2 separate regions of the Homo sapiens genome follow, and region 1 is linked to region 2. A link is an interaction called in ENCODE POLR2A ChIA-PET data of the cell type or tissue named here. Cell type or tissue: A673. All regions are shown on one strand. Each heading gives the region's core, and the rest is flanking DNA. Links, peaks and the distances in the headings are about the cores only.

Region 1 (4,000 bases), core at 1-4,000, 660 kb before region 2:
AGTGGCACGATCTCGGCTCACTGCAACCTCCACCTCCCGGGTTCAAGCGATTTTCTCCTGCCTCAGTCTCCTGAGTAGCTGGGATTACAGACATGCGCCACCACCCCCAGCTAATTTTTGTATTTTCAGTAGAGAGGAGGTTTCACCATGTTGGCCAGGCTGGTCTTGAACTCCTGACCTCGTGATCCGCCCGCCTCAGCCTCCCAAAGTGTTGGGATTACAGGCGTGAGCCACCGCGCCCGGCCCAGTTGGATAATCTTGAGCCTCTAAAGGTCCTTAGGAATCCACCAATCCACTGTTTCCCAGACTCAGGATCTCCAGGGCCGGGTGATCTGCATCCTTACAAGCTCCTTAAGGGATTCACTCATCCAACCCCACCCTGCTCATTTTACAGGCTGGCTCATGGGTGGCAGAAAGCCCTCCACTGGGAGCAGGCCGATCCGAGTGCCAGCCTAGGCTCTCATTAACCTGCCAAATCATCTCATCTCTCTGAGCCTCATTGTTCCCATCTGTTTAACGGGAACAACCACTGTCATCCTGCCTAATTTGCAGAGTCCTTGGGATAGCTAGAATAACAGGGGTTGGGGGGCAGGCTCAGCGGGAGAAGAGATTTGCACAAGGTCATTTACCTCTTCATCTGCTTGTTTTGTGCCAGGAGAGAGGATTCTGCTGGGAACAACTTGTTGGGAAAGATGACATTCTAGTAAACAATGAAACCAGTAAATGAACCACATAATCACGATAAAGGGGTTTTCGAGAGTCAGGGCAAAGGTGTGTGTTGGGGGAGGGAGGGTCTGCCCAGGAGGGGTCATTCTGGCAGAGCACTGGTGGTCGGGGAGCTGTCCCAGGAGGTCCTGGAGAGCTGTCACAAGCCCAGGGGTGGAAGAGCCTGGAGGCCCTCTCGAGCCCAGCCAGAGCGTTCCCAGGGCCCTCGGAGCCGCCGCGGGCGCGGGTCTTTGTCTCCCACATTCTCTCTGCCGCCTCTCCCGACCCCCAGCGCTGTTTCGTCTCTGACCCCGAATAACTTGTTGGTTTCCCCCCGGGCTTTGTTTCCCGGGGGTCACCGCCTCGGGGACGCCGGGCAGCCGCCCCGGCCCTCGTGGGTCCTGCATCTGACACCCCCTCCGGCCCCCGCCCCCTACCCGCTCGGAGATAGGGGTCAAAGGCAGCCCGCGTCACGTGGTCGCCGAGCAGCACCGAATCGGCCGGGAGGGCCGAGGGAGAATCCGGGTGGAAGTCGAGAAATCCAGCCCCGATAGCAGCGCTCGGTCCCGCCCCGGCCCCCGCCCCGGGGCGCTCACCGCACGCCCGCCGGCCGCCCCGGCCTCCGGAGCTCTTCTCTGGCCGGCACCCACGCGGCATCACGGGATCGAACCCCGCTCCCAGCGGCCGCGATTCGGGGAGGTAGGCGCTGGGCCGAGGAGGTAAGGGGAGACGGGCTTGGGGGCTCTCGGCGCACGGGTACGCCCCTCTGGGCTAGGGGGCGAGGCAGCGCGCCCCAACCTTCAGTCTCCAGGGAGACCCCTCCCCGCTGCGGGACGAGGGGGAGGCTGCGAGCTGCCCCGGCGCAGCGCCGGGCCGGGACTGGGGGCTGGGCACCGGGAGGGAGCGGGAGGGGGAGGAGAGCGGGCGGGAGGAGGCGGCGGCGGCGGCGTGGAGCGGGGGTGGGAGCGGCGGGAGGCGGCCGCGAAGGGGTTAACCCTGGCCCGGGCCGGAGCCCGGAGGCGCACGCACGGCCCGGGGGACCCAGGCGTCCCGCTCCTCGCCGGGAGCGCCCCTTCCCCCGAGTGGCGCCCCAGCCGTGGCAGGTAAGAGGCCGAGAGGGCCCGGGCCTGCCAGTCCCCTGTCGCCCAGCCGGTGGGGCCCGAGCCCGGCGTGCAGGCCGCGCGGGGCCCCCAGCGGCCGCCGGCGCAAGTTTGGTGCGGGCGGGCGCCGGGCGGGCGGGTGGAGTCGGCCGGGCCCCGCGCGCGGGGGTGGGAGGACAAAGGGTAGGGGGCCGCGCGGGGCCGGGGGCAGGCTGGGGTGCGGGCGAGGGCAGCGCGGCAGCTGTAGGTCACGGATAATGTCACTCACGAGGAATGCCCCCTCCCCCTCCCCTGCTCCCGAACAGGGGAAACTTTTGTCTAGCGAGGGAGGGGGTTAGAGGCCGGGTCCTGGCTTCGCGAAGGCTGAGGCAGCCGGACCGGTTTTCTGCGGGCTCTGAGCGGCCTGCTGTCTAACTCCCCTCCTCCCTCAGGGTCTCGGGAGCAAGAAGTTCTCCCTTTGCACGCAGCTCTTTAACGCCCTGGGACAGGGGTGAGGAGGGGGCGCCGGTGGGACGGGTGGGCTCTAGGACCGGCCGGGAATCTGGGGACTGGCCACTTGGCTTTTTGCAGATTCGAGCAGCCCGGTGTGCCCTGCGAGGCTAAGGGAATACAGAGCCCCACCCCCTGAACGCCCATTGTTGCCCTCCCCACCCAGGAGAGCTTTCAGAATGGCCTGCGGGCAGTTTTGCCCCCAGGTCTCTTCAGAGCGACCTGGCTGTTTGTCAGTTTCCAGCGGTGTGACCTTGAGTGGGTTCCTTACCTTCCCCTAGCCTCAGTTTCTTCACCTGTAAAATGGGGAGAATGGTATTTGCTAGAATGAGGATGAGAGGAGTGTGTGGTATTTCAGTAAATGGTGTCATGCTTATATTCAACAAGTACATTTCACGTTTACTGTGTGTTAGGGCGCTGGACTAATTCATTGCTTTACATACATTCTCTCATTTAATTCTCCCGCATTACTATTAACCACATTTTACGGAGGGGCAAACTGAGGCGCAGGGTTGTAAAGGTCACACAGATAGAAAGTGGTGGAGCTTGGATTTTACCTCCCTCTCTCAGCCTGTGTCTCAGCCACAGATCTCTAGAGTGTCTTGCTGTGACAGCTCACAGTTTATTTCTCCTTTTTTTTTTTTTTTTTTTTTTACAACTTTGGCCCTGTACAGTTTCATTTTCAATTGAAATTATGGGGACATCTGTCCTCTTCCCCATTTTCCCCACCGGCAGGTAATGCTCTCTTCTGCCTGGTACTTGTTCCAAGTGAGGTCTTGTGCCCTGGCTCTTGTTAGCATGGGCAGCTGGAGCAGGAGGGAGGTCAGTTGGAGACTGGGCCTGGAACTCCGTAATGGTCCAAGTGCTGTTGCTGGCTGCTGTGTCTATGGCAGTGCGGATGGTGCAGGGAGAAGCCTGTCTCCCTGGCTCTGACTGGAGACAGCTGGTGGCTTTGTCAACAGGCCTCTCTCCCTAGCACCCAGGGACAGCCACATCTTTACTTCTCTTTCAGACCAGGTTACTTTCAGATCAGCAGGGGGCAGAGGTAGGGCAAGGGTGTTCTTGTGTAACTTGGCCATGGCAGGGGTTCTCATTGCTAACTAATAGACGGGTCTGGATGCGCAGAGTCCTTGAGGATAGTAATAGTGTCAGGATTGCAGAACCCTAATGGAGAATGCATGTGTGTACAGGTCCCTGAGCCTAGCTAGCTCAGTATTGGGCACCCTGTAGGCCCTCAGTAAATATCCCACAAGTGAATACGTGAAGTGGCTTAGATTTCTGCTGGCTTTCACACCCTGGGTTGGCCCAATCATTTGGTGGGGGTGACATCTTATGAGTACTGATCGGGCTCTGATTGAGGTCCTTGAGTAATTACTTTAAAAATGGAAAACAAATTGCAATTTAATTAACAACATCTTAAATCTAGGGCTGAGAGAGAGTGTGGTGGGTGGGGGTAGATAATGAGAGAAGTTCTTGGGGAAGGAAAGTTTGTGCATTTCAGCCTGCTCCGAGGGGTGTTCCAGCACTGTGTCTGGGTTTTGCAGGGTTTGTAGGCTTTTTGAGGGCCCTGGAAATAGGGGGCCCTCCTGGGCTGATAGTTCAGCTTGTAGGAATAAATGTGGAAATTCCGTTGCTTTGCTGGACATTGAGGGGACTCAGAAAAGCAGGGCATTGAATGGAGGAGTTGGAAGGCTGACTCGTCATAT
Region 2 (8,251 bases), core at 2,368-6,367:
TGCCCGTCAATTCATACTTTAAATCAGCAATGAGGTCCTGGCAGGTGGGGAAGAAGAGGAGATAGAAGAGGAAAGAGGAAGAGTAGTTACAACGGTAAGAATTACACTTAATGAGCACTTACTCTGGCAGGTGCTGGGCTAAGTAATCTCATTAAATCATCACCCTTGGAGGTATGTACTGTTACCAACCCTAAGAGACAGGCTCAGAAACAACAGAGGTCTTACTCCATGTCATGCTGCTAGCAAACGGCTATGCAGGGTCAGGTCCACAGCCCTGTGCCACTTCCCCACCACTGTCTGTTTCCTCGTTTACTGTGTATCTCTCTCACTATCTGGCAGTCCACAGAGTTGACACCTCACCCATCTTATTCACTAGTGCAGCCCTAACACCTAGCACGAGCCCAGCATACAGCAGGTGCTGTGGGTGTATTAAAGGCTGAAAGACGCCCAGCTGATGAGAAGAAAAAGAGCAGGGTAAGGTGTCAGCCCACAGGCTAACCTGGAGTGCCATATCCAGGAAATAACCTGAACGAGCACACAGGTGAATGAAATCATTCTTCCACCCGCACCCCATGGGCCCTCCGGTTGCTGTGGTTACCTTGCCGTAGAGGGACTTGTAGCTCTGGCAGACCTCCTGCCTCTGCCTGTTGCTCCGTGAGGTGATTATGTCCAGTATGGCCTCCTTGTCACTGCCTGGAATAGGGGAGAGCAATCATCATCCTACCCACCCTGCCTCCAGGAAGCCCACCAGGGCCACTTCCTTCCCTGGACACAGGCCTAGTAGCTCCCTGCAGGCCTCAGCATGAGCCTTCCACTCATCAGGTGCTGGTGTCAGGGCAGAGGGTCATGGGGATTTATTAAGTCACGACTGAAAGTGGACACAGCACACACAATATCTGTGCTCAGAAGGCCCCTGATCCAGCTCCTCACTGCACAAATCAGGAAATTAAGGCCCAGAGAGGGGCAAGAACTTGTCCAAGGTCTCACAATGAACCTGGCTTAGAAAACCCAGGTATCCTAACACCCAGTACAGGGTTCTTTCCACCACAAGACAAAGAAGAACATAAGCACCACCTTCGGATTGTGGCTGCCTCTGGGCAAAGGCAGCGGGCGGCATTATCAGGAGGGGGATCTACCAAGGAAACTTCAACTATGCTAATGAAGCACTAGTTCTTAAATTTGGTGGTAAATCTATGGGTGAAATTTCTATTATTCTTTATACTTTTTTTCTGAAACATTTTATTATAACATCATGAAAATTAATAAAAAGAGGAGACCAAAAAAATGAATAAGTGCACTTCACCATTTCACAGACCCTACCACCACCACCAGAAGGGCTCTGGGCTGTGTCTACTTTTGGGGGATACCCCTCAAGCTCCCATGAAGCCTGGCACCCACCAAAGCCCTTCATGGCAGTGTACAGAGCCTCGGCATCCTGGTTGGGGTCAAAGCCTGGGAAGTCATGGATGGAGCCCCGGTACTTGGCACCCTGTGGAGAAAAAAGTAGAGGGTGAGCTGCCAACCCCGGACTGAGACCAAGCTCCCAGCCCCAACCTCAGGTCAGATGCCTACCCTGGTCCAGGCTGAGCTGCTTTCCCTGCAAAATCCAGTGCTGGCCACATACACCCTGGGGAGCGGTGTGGATGACTTTCCCATACCACCTGCTGCAACCCGCCCAAAGGACAGTGCCATTTCCCCAAGGGAGGGGGGCTTGGCCAAGGCCTGCAGCCCTGCACCACCTTCCAAAGCATCCAGGAGAGGGTAAAAAAGCCTGGCTGAGTATAGGAGATGAAAATGATCCCTGCAAGAATAGCAAGAGTCAAATATATATATATATATATATATATATATTTTAAGAGATGGGGTCTCACTCTATTGCCCTGGCTAGTTTTGAATGCCTGGCCTCAAGCAGTCCTCCCACATTGGCCTCCCAAAGTGCTGGGATTACAGGCATGAACCAGTGCACCCAGCCAGCCCCTCATATTTTTATGGCATTTTATGTTTACACTTTCACCTCTGTGAATGTCATTAGTGTAGCCATTTGTAGACGCTCTTAAGATTATTTCTATCACAGAAGCCAAGCCCAAAGAAGAGCCACTTGTGGGAGGTCACACAGAACTCAGACCTTTTCCCTCTGCTCTCCAGCCCCGCTCTGCTCTCCAGCTCCAGGAACCTTGCAGGTGCCAGCTACTGAGGGTGGGGTCCTGGGCACAGGGGGCCCAGAGACACTCTCATTTCAATGCCAAGACAAGGCACTGCCCCTCTGGGCCCAGTAAACTGCGCTGTGAACTGGCATCTGAGGACAAGCTGGCTTGGTCTTTGAGGGGAAGGAGAGAAGCGGCAGAGAGCCAGGGGATCTTAGACATCGAACCTGAACCTGAATGCACAATGGGACTGGTTCACAGAGAAGTCAGATGTGGGTCAGTTACATGGCACTGAAAAGTGGGGGGTCTGGGAGAGCAGCTGAGAGCTGGCAGAGTGGAGGATGCCAGAGCCTGTCACCGAGCACACAGCACAGTGACAAGGCACTTCATTTGTGCTAGGCCCTACACTAATGGCTGAGGAATTGGGGAGAAAGGGGACCCAATTCCTGTCTTTCACGAGCTCCTGGCCCAGTGGCAGAGACAGACAAGCACATCAATTACTATAAAGCTTGTAGTAAATACATTAAGACAAAAATAAGGTAATGTGGGAAAACAGCAGAGGCTGATCCAGCTGCGGGAAATCAGGAAAGAATCCAAAAAAGAGGGAATGGAGGGTGGGCCACACAGATCTTGCCTTCAAGGAGTCAGAGGTGGAGCAGAGTGAGTCCTGGACCGCCTCCCCCTCTCCCCGTCTCCGTGCCTCCCAACGTCTGCACTGCAGGACCCCGGCCAGGCCTCTGGATGCTCTCTGGTCTCTGTCTGCAGAGGCTGGCTCCTCTGAGGTATGCATGCGTCGGCGTGGAGTTACTATTTAAAGTTCTGACCAGAAAGGAACACAGCTCTCTTCCTGCCACCTGGGAATCCCCTGCAACCTGATCACGCCCCTGGGCAGAGACTTAAAGAGTAACACATGCCGAATACCCAGAGCAGGGCGCCTTGCAAGGAGCTCAGTGAGCGCAGGATGGGGGCTTTACTGCCAGCGCTCCCCTTGGCCTTACTTCAGACCTCACGGCCGGAGCTTGAGAAATTCCTGCTGCCTTCTCCACCCCGGTGGGCAGTTTGATCCAGAAACCTCTGAGAGCAGATACCAGATCCATCTGCCCACTGCACAGAGATTGACCAAATACTCAAGTATTTGCCACATGAATAAAATGAACAAGAACACGAAACAACTGGGGTCCTCCAGGAATTTCACTTCTAAATCCTTTTCTCTTTCTTTCTGGACACCTCCAGTCCAGCGATATCAAAAAAGCACAGCAGGCAATATTAGCTACTAGGATGGATGGAGAAACAAGAGGTGCCTGGGCACAGTGGCTCATGCCTGTAATCCCAGCACTTTGGGAGGCTAGACGGGAGACCACTTGAGGTAGGGAGTCAGAGACCAGCCTGGCCAATGTAATGAAACCCTGTTTCAGCTAAAAATACAAAAATTAGCCAGGCATGGTGGCAGGCACCTGTAATCTCAGCTACTCAGGAGGCTGGGTCAGGAGAATCACTTGAACCTGGGAGGCAGAGGTTGTAGTGAGCTCAGATCGCATCACTGCATTCCAGCCTGGGCGACAGAATGAGACTGACTCTGTCTCAAAAAAAAAAAAAGGAAACAAGAAGGTTCAGAGGCTCAAAATTATTTCTTTGCAACGATCCTTAAAGACCTTTTAGTTCAGCTTCCCACTCAGTTATTGAGTCCATGGAGAATGGAGACTGTCGTGAATAAGACAAATCATTCTGCCTAAGAAGAACCGTGGAGCCCCAGCTCTAGCACAGGCTTGGCATACAGGCTGGAAGTAACTGTGACTGGGCTAAATGAATGGATGGAGACACCCATGACGGCCCAAGCTCTGAGATGGAGGACGCCGAAGGGGAAGACAGTGAAGGGAGACCTCCCTGGCACTGGATCCCTAGCAATGCTGTCTCCAATGTCAGGACCTCCTGGGACCAGTGTGGAAATATTAAGCTTTGAAAGATGCCACCAGGGGCAGGTCCTCCAGGGTCTGTCCGGGCCCTCTGCAGGCTAGCCTGTTGCCATGATTCATGGCTGTTTTTCCTTCCACCTGTCTGACCAACCTGTCCTAATCCACAGCAGCACCAGTCTCCAATCCACTTCAGTCATAGGATGTCCCTCCCACGGCTCACTTGGAATAAGAGAGGGAAAGGACTTTGAGAACCACAAGCTGAGAACTAAATGAGGAAGGTAGGTCTATTACCACTTGTGTCCCAGAAGACCCAGAACAGAGAGGGCAGGTGACATGTCAAGACCACACAGCAAGTCAGAGGCCCAGCTGGGAAGGGAATCCAAGGCTCTTTCTAACAGACCATCTCTCCCTTCCCCTCAGATTCCATCTGGGTGGGAGCTGGAGATAAGAAGGGACAACCACCACATAGCCCACTGCTTCCTCCTGGTCAACCATGCCAGCCTGCCCCTCTCCTTGAATACTGAAGCATTTGAGTTATTGCCCTGTGCTGTTTGCCTCTATGCCATTTCGACCCTATATTCAAGGCTATAAAAAGGCAGCAATGCTGTCCAATCCACAGCATCCTAAGTGCTTCTCACATTCAGATACTCACAATTCCAGGGCAGCTAGGGCTACCCTACCATTCATTCATTCAATCAAGCAAGCAAGCAACATTTACTGAGAGTCTACTAAGTAGATGCTTAGGACCAGGGACCACTAAGAACTCAGAATCTGGTAGAGATACATGACAGCTTCAACTACAAGACAGTGTGGCAGATACGATGCTAAGGGCAGCATGGGACCCAGGAAATATTTCCTTTCGAAGTTCCGGGAGGGCAGGGACTGTGTCTCTCTTGCTCACTGACGCATTTCTAGCACCAAGTACAGGGCCTGGAGCAATCAAGCACTCACTGAATATGTTTCATAAATGGATGGATGAATGACTGCGAATATATTCCAAGCAGATCAGAGAAGGCTTTCTGGAGGTGACGTCTAAGCTGAGTCCTGAGGGATGAGCAACAGGCTGGCCCCAAGGAGTAGAGTAGGGAGGGGAAGGCGAAGAGGAAGAAGGCATCACACAGAGGAGACACATGACAAAGACCTGGAGGGAAGCAAGGGGCATTCGGGAAAGCCAGCCCAGAGTCTGCAGGGCTCAGAGCAGATGCTGGCTGTCACTAAGATCATCCACTAGAAGCGGGGAAGGCAAAGAGATGAGGCTGGAGAAGATGATGGGGATAAACAATTCAGACTCTTGTAAGGGCAGCTCTAGCCCTGCTGGGCTGGCCTGGGCACAACACCTAAGTCAGGACCTGGGTAAGGGCAAGACTCTAACATCCTAGTGTGGTTTTCCTTACCCATTAAACTCAGCTGACCACTCACAACCCTGTCCCTAGTATCTGGCATTCTTTACTACGTTGAGCCATGTAACTTGCCTTGTATGTAGATTAAAAACAGTCAAATAGCAGCAGATTTCATATGGTTCATGTGACAGGTATTTCATACAAATACCTGTCTGGTTGATATGTGGGATCTAGAAACTATTTTAACTTGTCTGCTGGGGCAGGGGTGTGTGGGCGGTGACAAGTACTTAAGATAGAGTCTGATTCTTCAGAGCTCACAGTTAGATGCCCAAAGTCGCTAAAGTCATGGGATTGTAAGCTGCCGGGAAGGGATGCGGAGAAGAGGGAAGCATGTCCCCAGGATGAAGGGCGGAGGATGAGGCAGCACGCAGACCCCAATTTCCTATTGCTGCTCCTCCCCCTCCACTGTTCTCCCCCTCATACAATGTGGGTGGTCACAGCAGTGTCTGGAGAAGGGGCTGAAGTGCCATGCTGGGGGAAGGGTGCTTAATGACCTACACAAGCCTTGATCCAAACGCTCACTTAGAGACAAGCTTCTTGAGCAGCAAGCTCGGGCTCCTGCACAGTTCTTTGCACGGGACTAATAAGACCTTCCAAGTGATGACCTACTAGATTAGTTGTCCTGGGACCCCACAGGATCATAGCCACTAGAAGCAAAGGTGGGGGGCTTAGCACTAGTCACATTTGGAGATACAGAGACAGCCCCTCAAATCATCCAGGCCCAGGCTTCCCACCGTGTCATTCTCACACCAACTTCATGAATTCTGCATCTCTAAGCGCCACCTGTGCAACCACACAGGCTTCTCCTCACCCACCCCACCCTGACTGCCTGTCACACCTCCGGCAGACAGGTTCCCGGCTGCGGGAACCCAGGATCAAGGCAGGGGACAGCAGAGAAGGGACTTTCCACCCTGAAATATTCAGCAGGTCCTGGTGCCAGCTGGTGAGCAGCCGGGCCCTGGGGCTCTGTGGGGCTGGGCCCCACCCAGGCTGCTGCTGGAGCAGGAGTCCTAGTGGCCTCTTGGGAGCAGAGATGATGTCCCCAGAGAGACAGGTACATGGCCAGGACTCCAGCTGAGAGCTGCCTTGGCCGGTGCTGACCTAGGTCTCACCTCCACAGCTCCTAGAAGTCCCAGGCACAAGCACCTGCCTATCCTGCCCTGTCCTCAAGGTGTTTTTATGTTCATTATTGCATTCAAACCCAGAACGTCCCTGTGAAATGGAGGCCACAGCGCCATGCCTCCTGGGTCTTCCATGGCACCATCCTACTTCTTCATGTCTTTGGGCCTCAAGTTCTCCTCTTCCAAAAGGAGAGATAGGGAGAACAGCACAATAACCACAGTGGAAGGAACTGGGGGGTGTCTAGGCCAGAGAAGACGGAGCAGTTTGCTGTGTGCATGCACACGTGTGTATACATGCATGCATGTGTGCGTGTGTTGGAGTTTTGGAGGACACCAGATTCAAGCTAATAATTGAAAGCCGAGCTAATAACTGGAAGGAACAACTGCAGCTCAACGGCAGGGAGGCTTTTTTCACATTTCTCTGTTATTGTCTTCTGCAACCCTCACCTCTCCCCCAAACCACTGCACCCCAAGCATACCAAATTACTTTTACTCCCCTGAGCACGCTGCATTTGCTCTCCTTCTAGCCTCTGTCCCAGTTGTCCCTGCCTAGACCACTCTGAGCCCCCTTGTTCCTCCCCTGAGTAGCTCTCCCTAGGCAGCCTCCCCTCTCTCCTCAACCTAGGTGGGGTGCCCTCCTGCATGCCCCAGAGCTCCTTTACTGCCCCACCAGAACACTGTGCATGGAGGGTGCCAACTCATCCCATAGGAGGAGGGTTCCCTAAGGCCCTGCCACCCTGGGACTCACTTGCAGGAGGTCTACTGAACCCTAGTCCATGGCAACAAGAAACCACAGATCAGCCAGGCAGAAGGCATGGCCCAGGAGCACTGGACCAAGGTCCAAAGATCTGCACCCTAGGTCCTGGCCTCTCTGATCTTCCAGGGCCTGGCCTGTCCACTTGGATCATCTAGAATCCTGCAGTTCAAATGCCTTTCAGGAAGTAGCTCTAGTATGACTACACATAGGAAATGGGGAACAGTGAAAGTTCCACCTTGGATTTTTGCCCATAATCAGTAACATTTTCTCCTCCTGGTCAGAGAGGCCACTTGTACACACAGTATACTCCTCAGTGGCTGTGAGGAAGGCCACAGCTAGGACTTCTCTGAGGGTACTGATCCTATAACATCCTGTGCTCTTCAGAAACTGTGAATATCCTATAAGCCCAGGTTCACTGGGGGCAGTCATGATGTCAAGGATGGATGGAGTTTTATTATTACTGAATTCAACCATTCCGTAAGGGGAACATGAGGCCCAAAGACCTCACAGACAGCTTCTGTCTGTGCATTCTGTGGCCAGTAGTTCTGGGTTGGAGTAAGGGACAACGGGGCCCAGTCCCATGATTTTCTTCAAGATCCCCAAGTTTCTTCTCCCTGCCAATCCCATCGTCACACTGACTGCATGGCTTTCTCCAACGCCAGCCAACAGACAGCACCCTCAGGCAAACCCCAACAGAGTAGAGTGGGGTTTTTTGTTTTTTGAGACTTGCTCTGTAGCCCAGGCTGGAGTGCAGTGGCATGATCTCAGCTCATCACAGCCTCAATCTCCTGGGATCAGGTGAGTTTCCCACCTTAGCCTCCTAAGCAGCTGGGACTACAAGTACATGCCACCTTTGTATTTTTTCTAGAGACAGGGTTCTGCCATATTGTCCAGGCTGGTGTCGAAATCCTGCGCT

What was found. ChIA-PET counts read pairs that join two places held together with the same protein. Peaks named below come from ENCODE experiments on the same cell type or tissue, not always from the same donor. Only the 100,000 strongest peaks of a DNase experiment are listed, where the experiment ranks them.
Region 1: POLR2A ChIA-PET joins it to region 2 with 15 read pairs; 2 of 35 experiments call an interaction of 5 or more read pairs at or near these places.

The regions. Positions count from the first base shown.
Region 1 is chr5:150,484,600-150,488,599 of GRCh38, forward strand. It overlaps NDST1-AS1 (NDST1 antisense RNA 1), which reads right to left and starts at 1,393. Exons shown (of 3, transcript NR_105061.1): 1 at 1,302-1,393; 2 at 630-700. RefSeq lists an enhancer at 969-1,624 and a silencer at 1,157-1,946. In A673, for the core only: no CTCF peak of the experiment used is centred there; DNase peaks (open chromatin) are centred at 1,372, 1,922 and 2,142; H3K4me3 peaks cover 2,196 bases; H3K27ac peaks cover 2,003 bases.
Region 2 is chr5:151,138,755-151,147,005 of GRCh38, forward strand. It overlaps ANXA6 (annexin A6), which reads right to left. Exons shown (of 26, transcript NM_001155.5): 3 at 1,399-1,489; 4 at 599-693; 5 at 1-37. Among named protein-coding and RNA genes, the nearest start is that of ANXA6, 15 kb to the right of the region's middle. RefSeq lists enhancers at 2,758-2,837, 2,858-3,067. In A673, for the core only: no CTCF peak of the experiment used is centred there; no DNase peak of the experiment used is centred there.